Linked DNA regions of Homo sapiens: region 2 is linked to region 1. A link is a loop called in an ENCODE intact Hi-C map of the cell type or tissue named here. Cell type or tissue: spleen. All regions are shown on one strand.

Evidence for each region. Peaks named below come from ENCODE experiments on the same cell type or tissue, not always from the same donor. Only the 100,000 strongest peaks of a DNase experiment are listed, where the experiment ranks them.
Region 2: it touches region 1 in a loop (5-fold over the local background); 77 of 110 quality-filtered maps call a loop at or near these places.

What each region holds. Positions count from the first base shown.
Region 1 is chr12:95,921,274-95,923,773 of GRCh38, reverse strand. The region is part of intron 2 of CCDC38 (coiled-coil domain containing 38); the gene reads left to right. Among named protein-coding and RNA genes, the nearest start is that of CCDC38, 20 kb to the left of the region's middle. In spleen, no CTCF peak of the experiment used is centred here; no DNase peak of the experiment used is centred here.
Region 2 is chr12:95,998,029-96,000,528 of GRCh38, reverse strand. It overlaps LOC102723340 (a long non-coding RNA gene), which reads right to left. Exons shown (of 4, transcript XR_945237.4): 2 at 2,102-2,198; 3 at 269-438. Among named protein-coding and RNA genes, the nearest start is that of HAL, 2.9 kb to the right of the region's middle. RefSeq lists enhancers at 1,778-1,837, 2,284-2,500. In spleen, CTCF peaks have their summits at 1,481 and 1,686; a DNase peak (open chromatin) is centred at 1,722; H3K4me3 peaks cover 6 bases; H3K27ac peaks cover 1,281 bases.

The DNA.
Region 1 (2,500 bases):
TAGGTGGGAATTGAACAATGAGAACACATGGACACAGGAAGGGGAACATCACACTCTGGGGACTGTTGTGGAGTGGGGGGAGTGGGGAGGGATAGCATTGGGAGATATACCTAATGCTAGATGACGAGTTAGTGGGTGCAGCACACCAGCATGGCACATGTATACATATGTAACTAACCTGCACATTGTGCACATGTACCCTAAAACTTAAAGTATAATAATAATAAATTAAAAAAAAAAAGACACTTGGGATAGGGCAGAATCTAAGTTTGTAGAGTTTCTCTTGGAAGAAGAGAAGGCTGATTGGGGAAGAGGTGTCCAGCCCACTAATTACTCATCCCCTGGAGGACAACAGTGGCTCCATATTGGGATGTCTGGGGTCCAGCCCTGGCCTGGGAGTGATGGTATATAAGGCATAGGTCCATGGACTCTGTAAACACCACTGTATTAGGCAGAACTCTCCAGAAAAACAGAACCAATAAGAAGGAGATTTACTATGAGTAATTGGCTCATATAATTATGGAGGCTGAGAAGTCCCATGATTTGCCATCTATACGCTGGAGACCCAGGAGAGCTGGTGATGTAATTCAGTCAGACTCAGAAAGCCTGAGAAGCAGGGGAACTGATGGTGTGAGTTCCAGTCTCAGCATAGGAGAAGATGAGATGAGATGTCCCAGTTCAAGCAGTGAGGCAGAAAAGAAGGGGTTACTTCCTAATTCCTCAGCCTTTTCTACTCAGACCCTCAAGAGATTGGACGAGACTCACCCACATGGATGAGGGCAGTCTACTTTACTGAGCCCACCAATTCAAATGCTAATCTCACCTGGAAATACCCTCACAGACACAACCAGAAATAACATTTAATCTGGGAACCCATGGCCCAGTCAAGTTGACGCACACAATTAACCATCACAGGCACCTGGCCCCAGGTCCTTTTGAGTCCTCAATCTCTGTGGCTACCTCCTGGTCTTCAGCCTGTTGGCTTTGCTCGTCTACACTTCTGCTGTCCCAGAGTCTAGCTGCCTGGACCCACCCTCAGCTGTTTCTACTTCATGTTTTTAAGGCCTAAAATTGTATGTGCTGCCTTGACATATTTCAGCCTCACAGGGCCCCAAAAGCCTAACCATAAATCCTCTTGCTCTTGCCAAATATGACGTCCACCTAGCAGGAAACTCTCCCGGCCTGGCTAGTTCCTCTATCAATTGGACCAGCTGCATTCCACCTGGTCTTCAACCTAATGGGTTTCACTGCACTGTCAGCCATGAAATTATTCAAACAAGTCAATCACATCCTCCTGTGGGGACCAGGGGACACCTCAGCCTTTTGTTACTACAAAGTTGCCTCCCACCACTGGTGATTCACTGTGCTCCTGAGTGCAATTCCCATGTGGCACTGCATTGCAGGCAGCATTCTCCTCCCCCAGGCTATGAGTATATATGACTTATAAACTGCTTTCAGTCTCATATGTCCAGTGTTGGGTATCATGTGTTCAGCTATCTCGTAGTATTTAGGATGGGGGATTCACTCCATCACCATCAGGGTGAATAGGAGATGATCAGAGTACTCTGTGTTGAACCCAAGACTTCCACTCTGCAATTTTCTTTCTCTCTAACTCATGACTTACAGAAAAATGTGTTTGGAGTTTCTATAATCCCAGCCACTCCCACTTTCTACACTGAATCTTTGGGCAAATGGCTGCTTCTCAGGTAGACTTTAAGCTCCAGTCCATTAATTCCTTAAACTTTGGTCCACTAGCTCTTAGTCCTGGATGTACATTACAGCCACCTGGGGGACTCTCAAAATATTCCAGTGCTGATGTTTCCTTGACAAATTAAGTCAGAATATCTGGAGGTGGGTGGAGCCAAAATGATTCTAGTGATTTGGGGCAAGAATCATTGAGTTTCTTCACAGGCCCTCTGCTTGCTGGGAGGATGTGGAGTCTTTTTGTAAGGTTGAGGTGGACATGGGATGTGGGGTAAGAGTTGGGGAATGTGTCTTCAGGAATCCTCTTCCTATCTTCCTATCTCTGATTTAAGGTGTCAACTCCAGGCTCCCAGTATTCTTGGTTATATGGTTTGGCTCTGTGTCCCTACCCAAATCTCATCTCAAATTATAAACCCCACATGTCAAAGGAGGGACCCGTAATCCCCATGTGTTGAGGGAGAGAGGTGATTGGATCATGGGGGCGTTTTCCCCCATGCTCTTGTGATAGTGAGTGAGATCTCACAAGATCTGATGGTTTTATACATGTTTGGAAGTTCCTCCTTCATGCTTCTCTCTCCTGCCACCTTGTGAAGAAGGTGCTTGCTTCCCCTTAGCCTTCTACCATGATTGTAAGTTTCCCGAGGTCTTCCCAGCTATGCAGAACTGTGAGTCAATTAAACCTCTTTCCTTTGTAAACTACCGAGTCTCAGAGAAGTTCTTTATAGCAGTGTGAAAATAGACAATTACACTTGACCTTGACTATTGGTTTTGAAAGCCAAGATTTCCATCCTGCCAC
Region 2 (2,500 bases), 77 kb before region 1:
GGAGTTTGAGACCAGCCTGGCCAACATGGTGAAACCCCGTCTCTACTAAAAATACAAAAATTAGCTGGGCGTGGAGGCACGACTGTAATTCCAGCTACTCAGGAGGCTGAGGGAGGATAAGCACTTTAATCTGGGAGGCAGGGGTTGTAGTGAGCCGAGATGGCGCCATTGCACTCCAGCCTGGGCAATGGAGACTCTGCCTCGAAAAATAAAAAATTAAAAAAAAACCTTAAACATGAATGCTTAGTTGTATTTGCACACCACCTACCTGGTGGACAGCAGATGAACTCCTTACCAGAATGTGTCAACCCTAGCAGGAGCTCTCAACTCCCTCCTCCTGGACCCCTCCGGCTCATCCAGTGGGCTTGTCCTGGTCTCCTGTCCATCAGGGGTCAGATGGCCACCCCAAGCACCAGTCTTTCCCATCCCTCTCACAGTCTGTTCAAAGACAACAAAATAACTTGAACCAAATAAAAGACAAACATAACAAAGCACCCCTGCCAATGCAACGTAGTGCCCCAGGGCATCTCAGCACACATAGCTGTACTAGGTAGAATTATTAGTGTATTAGCTCTATTAGTTAGAATTAATTAGAACCATAGCTGTGTTAGAATTCTTTGATTGCAAGTAACAGCAATCCAAGTGACCAGAAGTCAAAAAGGGAAAAGGAAGATTATTTTAAGGATGCTAGGTATGGGGAGATTATCAGAACCTGGGACGGACAGAAGGGGTCTGATGCCCAGGACTGCAGCACCGTCAGTGCTCCTGTCCCTCACCTCTGCCTCTCTAGTCCACGTTGTACAGGCCGGCCACTCTCCAGCTTTACTGTTACAAATAGCTCTGACCACATGGGGAGGCTATCACAATTCCAAATTCCCAGAGGTGAGACTCTAACCCAGGTTGGGTCCACCTCTGGTCAAATAAATTGTGTAAGAGGAATGGTGTCTTAGAGTATAATTGTTGGCATGGGGTGGGGGTGGGGAGCGGTGTCCTGACCAAATAACCCCTCAAAGTGCTAATGCAGTGACTAAAGTTACAATAGGAGTGAACACCCAAGGTGGGACAGGTATGGAAGAGACATATTCCTGCCTATTCCCGGAATCCTGACTTTTCCCTGGCTCTCACTCTCCCTAGCAGTTTTTGTTTTGTTTTGTTTTGAGACAGGGTCTCACTCTGTCGCCCAGGCTGGAGTGCAGTGGCATGACCATAGCTCACTGCAGCATCAGCCTCTGGGTTCAAGCCATCCTCCCACCTCAGCCTCTGGAGTAGCTGAGACTACAGGCATGCACCACCATGTCTGGCTAATTTTTGTTTTGTAGAGAAAGAGTTTGGCCATGTTGCCCAGGCTGGTCTCGAACTCCTGGGCTCAAGCAATCCACCCGCCTCGTTCTGTCCTCTTGGTCACTTATCTATGCTGCAGTGTGATTCTTTCTCCAGGCTCTGCTCTCCCTTGCCTTCCTTGCCAAGAATACAGAGAAGGGAGTTCAGCTCAAATCACTGGCATAAGATCATGTTCTAAGATTAGACTTTAGCAAATCCATTTACCCAAATACTGCTCTTTAAGGCTTCTGCCCTATGAGCTTACAAGACAAGCTGTAAGTTAATGTCGTTTTTAGTTATCACTTAGTGATACTGAAAGTGAATTGTGACAAGGGATGCTTGAAGGGTGGCATGGAAGGGTGCTGTGAAGAAGGTAGAGGGCGCTAAAGACAAACTTAATCCTGCTTGCTGGTTTACCTAGGGGCCAGCTCGGTGCAGTTCACATTTCTTCAGTTCAGCTAGTAAGCATATGCTAAATGTCTTTGTGCCAGATCGGATATATACATAATTATGGATGAACACAGACAAGTAATTTCCTAGATAATACTAAAGAAGAGCTATGCTAAGGCATCCCAGAGAAGGGCCACTTAACCCAACTGAAGAATTTAGGGAATGCTTCCTGGAGAAGAAAAGGCCTAAACAGGCTTAAGGAGTAAGAAAGATCTAGACAGGCAAAGGAAGTTGGAAAGTGCGTTTCTGGAGAAAGAATAACAAGGAAGACTCTGCTCCACAATGCGTAGGGCCTGAGTTTAGAATCCTCAAACTGCTGGGGGTGACTTACATGGCTGGGAGGTGGTATCACCTGGAAGCTCCTTCCCTCACTAGTCTGATGCCTGGGCTGAAATTACTCAGAAGCTGGTCTCGGCAGTGACAGTCAACTGGAGCATGCAGTAGTTTGGGTTGTTTTGCAGCATGAAGATAGTTAGACCTCTTATTAGTCATCTTTATACAGCTTTATCCATCACCAGACAGTAAGCCTCATGAATGTAGAGCGTGTTTGTTATTTATTTCATCCCCAGCACCTCGCATAGAGCTTGTTACATAACAGGTGTTGAAAAAATATTTGTTAAATGAGTCAAGGAATGAATGGGGGGGGGTGGGGCAGAAGGTTAAGGTGGTTCACATGTGCAGTCCTCAGTTTTCTCACAGATGTAGGAAGTAAGGTCTCCTTCTGAGAATT